2 separate regions of the Homo sapiens genome follow, and region 2 is linked to region 1. A link is an interaction called in ENCODE POLR2A ChIA-PET data of the cell type or tissue named here. Cell type or tissue: MCF 10A. All regions are shown on one strand.

Region 1 (5,000 bases):
CCCCCTTGTCCTTTCTCCCTTCTCTTATTGAGGCCATGACTAAGGGTCTGGAGTTGGTCTCCTGGGAGTGGGACACAGGGCATGCCACTGTCTCTTGTGGTTCCCCATCTCCTGATCTGATTTGGGGTTCAGAAATATATCCTGGTTTGTTGGTAATAACAAATATTTTTTTCTTTGCAATGAGATCTTGCTCTGTCAGCCAGGCTGGAGTGCAGTGGTGTAATCATAGCTTGCTACAGCCCCAAATTCCTGAGTTCAAGCAATCCTCCTGACTTAGCTTTCCAAGTAGATAGGACTACAGGTACGCACCACCGCATTTGGCTAGTTTTGTTTTTTTTTTTTTTTTTTTTTTTTTGTAGAGATGGGGGTCTCACTATGTTGCCCAGGCTTGTCTCAAACTCTTGGTCTCAAGCAATCCTCCTGCCTCAGCCTCCCAAAGAGCTGGGATTACAGGTGTGAGCCACCATGTCCAGCCAGTAATGATAATTTTCATGTTGTATCATAGCCATCTCATTTTATATCCTGGGTAAAATGTGTCTGTAACAGTTATTTTCTGGTCTCATACAGTGTATCTTGATTCCAATCTCAAGGGCTTAGAGCTGACCATCACTGAATTCTGTGACACTGAATGCTGTGTTAGTCCCTACATGACAACCAAAGGGAAATAAAGAATCACATGTTTCAAAGGCAATTGAGGAGCAATTGGCCAGAGGAAGAATGACTCTGCCCAAAAGCATCATGGTGCTGCACAACATTCATCTTCTCTGTTCCCATCTCAAAGGAAGCATGCTAGTGGGAAATATGTGGACAGGCAAACTGGGGCTCTGCCTTGATAAGCCCCACTGGAAAACCATGATAGATCTTTGTTTTAAACTTTGTTATATTTTGTTTGCTTGAGTTTGAGGTTATCCCCTGGGAAAAGGTCTTCGATAAAGGACATTTTGTGTGCGCATGCATACAAACACATACATGCACACACACAATTTCGGTTACAAATAGGACCAGTTTTCACGTACATATTGGTGAAGATCCAGTGGAAAAATGCACGGGGTGTATAGTTAGAGAAATGCAATGTATTCATGAGAAAATTATCTTCCAAATGTGTGATGATAGTAGGCCAACTCTCTCTCTTAGGAGAAAGGAAAAATAACTTTCCTTTGATTGGATGGAAGACACAGTAGGAACAGAAGCCTCTCTCTTCTCTTCTAATCCCTGTTGTCACAGGATATTGAGGTAGAAATTTCCTGTTGCTCCAGAGTTGGAAACTAAAGCTGAAGGACTTAGACCTAAACGCTCTGCATTCTGAATCTCTAATGATGGAGTGGGGCATCCTACCCCTGGGGCTGCTCAACCAGCACCTCTGCAATCAACCACCACTCTCAATACCCACCCACCTGTTGGCCATCTAGGAAATGGGTCTTCATGAGAGACGCGTTTTTCTCCCCTACCCCATGGTTTGCCTATCCAAACCTGGCCCACATGGGAGTAAACTCTTCTACTCAAACCCAGTGGGAAAAAAAAAATCCACTAGATTCACTCACAAAGATTGGGGGTGCCCTGCAAGAAGGAAGACTGACATCTAATTCTCTAATGTGGATATCTGTCTATATTTAGGTTCTCTTAACAGCAGAGCCTGAGACAGGGACCTGAGTACAGGTTGATTTTGAAGAAGTGATTCCCAAGAAACTAGAGTGAGAAAGAGGAAAATTCAATAAAAGGTTCACTGTGGAGCTGGTCACCACACGGACAAATGGAACCCATTGGCCAAAAGGTTCCTAGTAGTAGGAACCTCCTAGAAAAGAAAAAAAAAAACAGTGTGGAGCATGCCTCAGAACTGTTCCCTAAGAGGCTGGGTAGGCTGGGGCATTATCCACCCCCACCCCTCCTCACACAGGTTCCGAGAACACCTGTGCAGACAGGCCTGATAAACCTGTTGGGTGCCTGAGTGGAAAGCCGACTGTGAGCACGGTTCCCAGTTGTGGAGGGAATCGGAGGGAGGCCGAGGGATTGGGACACAGGGCACCCAAACTGTCCGCTGCAGCATTGTCTAAGGAACTCACTTCTGATGTGTTGCTGCCCCGTAAACCAGGGAAAAAGGAATTAGAGAGACCTAGCAGGGCAGAGAGGGTCTATTATAGGGTGGCCTGAGCATATACCATTTGTTGTGGCAAAGATACATGAACTTCCCACAGGAATCAAGAGGATATCACAAAAGTTATTCCTCCAACAAGCAAATCCACTGGGCCAGAGGACCCCACAGAAGAGGGGTCAAATGATTTGAGTACCGATATCTGCCCTCAGAGGAACCTAGTTAACCCCTGAAGATAGTTAAAGCTCTCTTGGCTGCTGGCAGGATCTGAACATAACCCAGGGTGCTCTTCTACACGAGTTCAGAGGATTAAACAGTGTTTCTCAAAAGCTGAATTAAATTGTGATTTTTAAGAACAAAGTGACAACAAAAATAATAAAACATAAAGGATCTGATTGTATCTGGATGTTTACAGCTTCTTAAATCTTATCCTAAACTAAATTTTATTAACCTGGGAACCAAAGACCCTCTAAGGAGTGAACGAATAACTCAGGAGATCTGTGAGTCTCCTGAAAATACACTCAATAGTTTTCATATATGTACATGTGTACACGTGGTTTTGCAATAGAGGAAGTCCATAGCTTTCATCAGCTTCTCAAAATAAATAAATACTTGATCCCAAAAAGGTTAGCAGGCACTTATTTGAGTTATTAATTAGTATTTAACATTGTTCATGTTGATACAACTATTTTATTTCTACAGGAAAAGCACCACTCATTCAAAAATATTATATATACCCCTTGACTCGGAGAGCCTGTGAGAGCGGTTTCTGTCCAGGCTCTGGGCTGTGTGAGCTTCAGCCTGCCACCATGGCCCCCTGGTGGTCACTGTGAAAACAGCAGTGGGTAGCTGGCACACTGAAAGGCAGGTTTTAAAAAAATTTTAGCAACTAGGTAATTGTGTTAATATGCATTAGAAAAATTTCAGAAAGTTAATTTCAACTCATTATTTTCTAGTTACGGTAATAATACATAAATAACTTTAGTTTAGAAACCAGTGATCTAATTTAACCCCCTCATTTTCTGATGAAGGGAGTGGAGTTTGGAGAGGTTCAATAACTACACCAAGCCATATACAGCTGGTTGGTGGAAGAGAAAGGACCAGAAATGACCTCCTATCCAAGGTTCTGTCAAGATTCTGTGCAACTCCTTCTTGCTGGCAATTTCAGAAGAAAAGCTGAAGGAGCATTTTCCTCTAGGGCAACTGAATCCCAATAAAGTGAAGTCAGTCTCTCTCTCTCTCTCTCTCTCTCTCTCTCTCTCTCTCTCTCTCTCTCGATATTCACATATACGTTTGTGAACCTATATATAGCTACATATGCATATGTGTCACATTCACACATTCAATGAATATAGAATACAGATTATGGGCCAGACACTATTCTAGTCTCTAGAAATAGAAAGATAAATATAATACAGTCTTGTCCTCAAGGAGCTTATCATCTGTCAGAGTAAACAGATATTCAAGAAAACAGATGTATTTAAGACCTAAGCAGAAGTGAAGTCATTCAAGGTATGCTGTCATTCAAGGGAGAGGCAGTGTGACTGATGAGCAGAGCTTTGCAAGGATATTTGTTTCACTAAGTCTGGAAGAATGGGAAATAGTTGGTAACAACAATGGGGCATGAGCAAGATCATAGAATCTAGAAACATTCAGAACATGGGGGTAACATATAATATTTCAGTAAGTGTCTATTGCAGATGCTGGTAATGTCTAGTTAAATGCTGGGCAGCTGGGCAGGGGCTGGATCGTGAAGACTTTTAATGTCATGCTAAGCAACATGAATTTTATCCTGCAAGCAATGGGGAGCCATTGAGCATAACATAATACTTCTATCATGGCCTTGTGGAAGATGAATGAGAGGTGGTAATAATGGAATCAGAAATACCAGCAAGGAGACCACTGCAATAATCCAGATTTAAAGTGTTAAAGACCAGAACTAAGGCACTGACGTGCAGGTGAGACAAGTGAGTGGAAATGAGAGAGACAGACAGTGGACACAACAGGACTTGGTGACCAATGACTGTGGGGAGGGATGGAAAGGGAGGATCCAGAGATGCCTCAGAGTCCTTGCTTGGGTAACTGGGTAAATGGCAGTGAAAGTCATTCAGACTGGGGATATAGGAGAAGGAACTGAATGGGGAGAACAACGGTAAATTTAGTTTAAAAGATAGCAAACTTAGTAAAAGGCAAGGATAAAGAGATAGTAATGTTAAGGATAAAAAGATACTAAATTAAGTAAAAATAAGGGAGATGCTCAATAGAAAACTGAATTGTGGATTGGAATTCTGGAGATAAATCAGGGCTAGAGATAGAAATTTGGGAAAAAATAGTATAGAAACAGTATCTGAAGACTCAGAGCATTTGAGACCACTGAGAAAGAAGATACAAAGTGAGAAGAGAGGAAAAGCTAGAACAGAAGACAGAAGAACAACAATATTAAAGAGAAAGGGGCTGGGCATGGTGGCTCATGCCTGTAATCCCAACACTTCAGGAGCCCAAGGTGGAAGAATTGCTTAACCCCAGGAGTTTGAGACCAGCCTGGCCAATAGAGTGAGACTCTGTCTCAAAAAAAAAAAATTAAGAAGAAAGGGAGAGAAGGAGCTCATAAGACATTAAGAAGAATGGCCAGAAATGTAGCAAGAAGACCAGGAAGGGTGAAATCATGAAAGCCAAGGGAAATGGGAGTTTTAAGAATGAATTTATTAAAAATTCTAGACACTGCCATGATACATAGCAGAATAAGAATTGAAAAATGTCTTTTAATTTAGCAAATAGAAAGTCATTGCTGACTTTGGTAGATATTTGAGGAGTGATAGAGACAGAAATCAGGTCACAGTGAGCTCAAAAAGTGAATGGAACATTCACTGGCATAGTATACAGACAACTCCTGTAAGGAAAAGGAAAGAGG
Region 2 (5,000 bases), 470 kb before region 1:
AGTCTTTCAGGAAAGATGTGTGTGTGTGTGTGTGTGTGTGTGTGTGTGTGTAGTGAAAAAAAAATCCTTTCCTCTGCCATATTTAAATTTACTATTATAAAATAAAATGTGTCCCTTGTCAACGTGAGAATTGTAGACATGAGAATTAAAATTGTATCCTAAATCCATTTGGGCATTGATGGCATGTAGGAATTCATTATGAGAACTAACTCTCAATCCACAGTATAAATATAAAGACTCACCCATGGGTAAGTCTGCAATTACATGAGACTCATCTATTTTCTAGGAATTTCATTAATGATATTAACGAAAAATATCAACTTTGGCACTATGTTTGCATTAAAATTTCCTCTTTCTGAACTTGTCTTTGAGCATCATAATTATAAATATGTAGATCTGGTGCTGCCTGATCCATTAGGCATACAGCATGTGGTTATTTAAATAGAAATTAAATAATTAATTATTAATTATTCAAAATGAAATAAAATTAAGAATTGAGATACTCGATCACATAAAACACAATTTCAGTGCTTAGTATTTCTCTGTATCTTGTGACTACCTGATTTATGTGCACTGCAGAAAATTTTTATATTTATGTTCACTGCAGAAAATTCTATTGTTTAATGTTTATACAGACATTCAGAAACCTGAAATGAATAGTCTTTTAAAAGTATAAAATATTTGTAAATAATTGTGCTTCAAATTTCTTATCTTACACATTTTTAGAGTTATCATTGCCATCATTATCGTTGTTAGATTTTTTTTTTTAATGACAGCTATGTAAATAGAAAGGATATGTACTTTGGAGCTGAGTAGCCCTGGGTTCAAATTTACCTACTATCCATCAATTGGGTAAGTCAATTAATATTGCTGAGTCTCAGTTTCCCCTACTGTAAAATGGGGAGAATACTTTGAAATTACTTTGAAAAAGCTTCATGGAAATTAGATACATTAGTGCCTCTAAAAAATCCAGCCTGATGTTTGGCACTTGGTAGTGACCTTATGATAATTATTATGGTTTTCTTTCTTAAAAAAAAAAAAGTTTGCTCTCTGCAGGCATGTTTTCATGAAATTTCTAGCTTACAGCATTAGAATTTCCCCCATTCATTTTGATATATTTGTTAATTATCCCATTTGCACGTGCCTGAAATCATTTTTAAGTTATGTTATTCTCTGGTTTCTCTTCAGACCATATGAATCTTTCGCCTTATAACTGTTTTGACAGTGGCAAATGAGTTGATTTCCTTCTTCATTCTCCTCTTTTTGGTTAAGCTTCTAAGATACGTTACTGAAAAGGAATTAGAAGAAATTAAACTAAACCTAGATTTCAGTATTCAATATGAAAGACAGAGTGGTTATAAATCTGGACCAAAGCCTATTGCTACTGTAGTTAAGAGACTAATCTCTCTCTGCGAAGATCCTTGAGAATCATTTATAGAAGAGCCTTTTGAGATGCTTTGAAACATCAGAAGGAAACTCATCCAAAAATGAGTTGGCTCAGGAGTGCCAATTAGTCCTGCATTTGATCTGTAGCAGATGACAGGCATTTCAGCCTGAAGAGCTACACACAGACCGCTGGGGGTAAGCCCTCTTCCCATCCGGAAAGTTGCCTAAGCCCCACTGAAAGGGCTGATGTTGAGTTCCAGGTTCTGCCTCCTTTGACCAAAACTCACTGAAGGACAATTCCTTAACTCTTAAAGATCCTGTGAGGGTAAGCATAGTTATGAAGAAGACAAAAGGCAGGTCCAACAATACAGCTTTTGGGCAGCTGGCCAGGAATTTAAAAGCTGCGATTTAAATAACTAAACAAAATTCTCCTGGGAGACCAGGAAGCTTAGAAAATACCCGGTCTCACTCTCCATTGACAAAACAGCAAATGTAGACCATGCCATTCCAAGTAAGGCAATTCCAGTCACTTCTGGGTTTTATTTATTTTTAATGTATTAATCTGGGTTTGTCCAGACAGCTGCCTTAGCCCCCAGTTTTGAATTTAAAAATCTACCCATGGATCCTCCAATCCACAACGACCCGATCCTGAATACCTCAAGGAGAAGAGACACGTACAGTCACCATAATTTTTATCCTTTATCTTAAAGAACTTATATTGGTGGATGAATTAGATGACAAATTTGAATAATATATTACTAATTTTTATTATTAATTATTAATATACTATTCACTATATATTATTCAATTATACATCTTTTATCTATTTCTATATATGTACACATATGCATATGTGTGTATTATTTTCTGGACAGTGGGTGTTTTTAGCTTTCATGGACAGTGATTTCCTTTCAGAAGTAGAAAATGCATATTTGGGATTTTCAGGTGGGGAATGCAATGTTCTGTCTCCAAAGCTGGTCCCTAGAGACAGGGAAACCCCCCCCCACAGGCCCTCCCTAACAAGAAAATGACCTCCCACTGAATATAATTTGCAGAGAAGCAGCTAAGCCTGAGCAGCAGGTACAGAGTGGTTCCCAGGCTGCTGCTGCTGTTGCTGATTACAAAAAAAAAAAAAAAAAAAAAAAAAAACACCAAACCATGCCTCTGCACAGATGTGTGACAGCTTTGGAAAGGAGTGCAGCTCCTGCCCACCTGCTGTGCTCCATTTCAGAACGGGGCTTTCATTTAAAAGTCAAAGCCTGGTTAGCTTTTTACCTGTGAACCTTATTGCATCAATTGCCACCCAGATTGCAAGTGTTTTGGTTGCGGGGAGAGAGGAGCCAGGAGAGGCCTCTCCCTTCTCTTCAATGAGGAGAGCTCACCGCTTCAGAATGGCAGGGCAGTCACAGCCCAAGGGCACTTTCTTAAACTGCTCAGCACCCCAGGCTCATAAACAAAAGCCTCTCGGCTAAACCACACAGACAGGAAGCGGAGCCATCATCCCTGCATTTGGCTCTGAGACAAATGACTCAATAAGGGACTCAAGCTATTAGAAAATCACTTGGGCTTAAATGAAAATTCAAATGAGAGAAATGAGGGCGAGATGTTAAAAATGGGTTTTAAAATGAAAAAAACAACTGGGGACCGAGAGAATGAAATAACAGACACAAAGCCCAAAGAGAAACCATATCAAACTGAGGACAGTAGAAATTTGGAGTCGCTGTCCTGGGCATGGTGATATTCGTGTTACAGAACCAATCCGGCATCCACTCGCCCGGTGCAATGAAACCAGGCGCTCACACGGAGGTTTCTGCCGTGATAGGAAGGCATTTACTGTAGGGCATCAAGCAAGGAGAATCAGGGCAGCTCAGGCTTATAGACCCAAACTCCCTAATGGCTTGCAGGTAAGGGTTTTTAAAGGAGGGGTAAATTTCAGGAGAGCTGACACTATTGGCAAAATGATCAATCAACACATTAAAGTTACGCATTGGTTTTGGACTAAAAGTGCGGATATCTTGAAGCACCGGCTTGCAAGGCAGAGGTAGATTTAAAGATCTTCTGATTTGCAATTGATTAAGGAAGAGAAGCTTTGTTTGAAAATTGTGGGTCAGTAGAAAAATGTTAGGGTAGTGACTGTCTCCAAGCCCCTTAGGAAGAACCTTAGAACAAAGAGCCATAGTTAAAGTTTAGTCTTCACTTCCCCCTCATCTGGGGTCTAAGTGCCAGTGGATCAGTCCTGTGGGGGTCCCAGCCTCTGAAAGACAACTCGGGGACATATGTTAAGATGTTATCTTTAATTTCCATAGGGAGAGCAAACATCTCTGGGACTCTAACTTCTTTAGCTATTGTTTTAGGCTACTTTTACCTTCTTGTTTAACAGGTTACTTATTTACTTCTCAGGGCTAGCTAGGTGCCTGGAATTTCCCGGGAAGGAACTCAGGATTTTCCTTTATTTCCATGCTTGGGGTCTGTAGGCCCCTAAAAGAGGGGGTCCCTCCTCTGTCTCACCCAGAGGTTTACAGGGATTGATTGGGTGATACAATTTGCTGGAGAGGGTCAGAGAAAACAAGATTATACTCAAAACAGTTGTATCACCACCTTAGTTATTATTCTCTCTCGTATAAATTATGAACATAGACTGCATTTCCCTGCCTCTAATCTGTCTCTCTCCTCTCTTTTCTTCCTTCTCTCCTACCTTTCTGCCTTCCATCTACTCACTCATAATCCATTCAAAAATATTATTGAGCATCTACTACATATCAGGCATTTTTCTAGACCCTGGAGAAACAGTATTGATTGAAACTCATGGAGCTTACATTTTAGCAGGGGAGACAGACACACACAAGGTAAAGAAATAAACTACATAACATGTAAGGTGATGATAAGTAAAAGGGAGGAGGATGGAATGCAGGATGAGGCAGATTCTAGACAAATAAAAAAAAACAGTGCCCTTTTCCTGCAGGATATAGTTTGGCCTTCATGCTCAGTCAAAGCACCCTTCCTCTAGGGAATGCAATCCACACTTGGACATTCCTTGGCAAGTGGAGCAAGGGCTCCATTCAGAACCTGCTTGCTCCTTGGATCAGGTGCCATGATGCTCTGCAGCCCAGCTATGAAGTGGGGAGTTCATGTGTGTGCCTGTGTGTGTGTGTGTGTGTGTGTGTGTGTGATGCAAAGCTCTATTTACTCCAATACTGATGGCACAGTGTTCAAAAGACCAAAAAACAAACCTGGAGCCAGCAAACAAGACATAAGATTTATTGAGGACTTATACACAGGGTCATCCAGAGGTGGTGGGCTGGACAGGAAAACTGCTACTGTTTATAAAAAGCATGCAGTTTATATAGCATTTTCACTTATCAACCTCTGCCTAGCAGCCTCCATTTCAACCAAAACAAAGGGCCTTGATCCGCTGTACAGCCTGCATTCCAAGGGATGGGCCAGGGGCTAGGATGTTCTTCATAGATAAGGAGTGAATCTCTAGGTTGGCCACTCTTGGATTTCGTAGCTTGGAACTACAAACACACATACGTCTCAGATCAGAGGGTCATTCTTAGGATATGCTTAAGTTATTGCTGTTCAGTGCTTCTGCCATACAGTGTGATTTTACGGAA

What was found. ChIA-PET counts read pairs that join two places held together with the same protein. Peaks named below come from ENCODE experiments on the same cell type or tissue, not always from the same donor. Only the 100,000 strongest peaks of a DNase experiment are listed, where the experiment ranks them.
Region 2: POLR2A ChIA-PET joins it to region 1 with 6 read pairs; 1 of 35 experiments calls an interaction of 5 or more read pairs at or near these places.

What each region holds. Positions count from the first base shown.
Region 1 is chr1:231,754,882-231,759,881 of GRCh38, reverse strand. The region is part of intron 4 of DISC1 (DISC1 scaffold protein); the gene reads right to left. The region is part of intron 8 of TSNAX-DISC1 (TSNAX-DISC1 readthrough (NMD candidate)); the gene reads right to left. Among named protein-coding and RNA genes, the nearest start is that of DISC2, 61 kb to the left of the region's middle. In MCF 10A, a CTCF peak has its summit at 2,921 (motif pointing left); a DNase peak (open chromatin) is centred at 2,881.
Region 2 is chr1:232,224,143-232,229,142 of GRCh38, reverse strand. No RefSeq gene overlaps it. Among named protein-coding and RNA genes, the nearest start is that of DISC1-IT1, 300 kb to the right of the region's middle. In MCF 10A, no CTCF peak of the experiment used is centred here; a DNase peak (open chromatin) is centred at 2,812.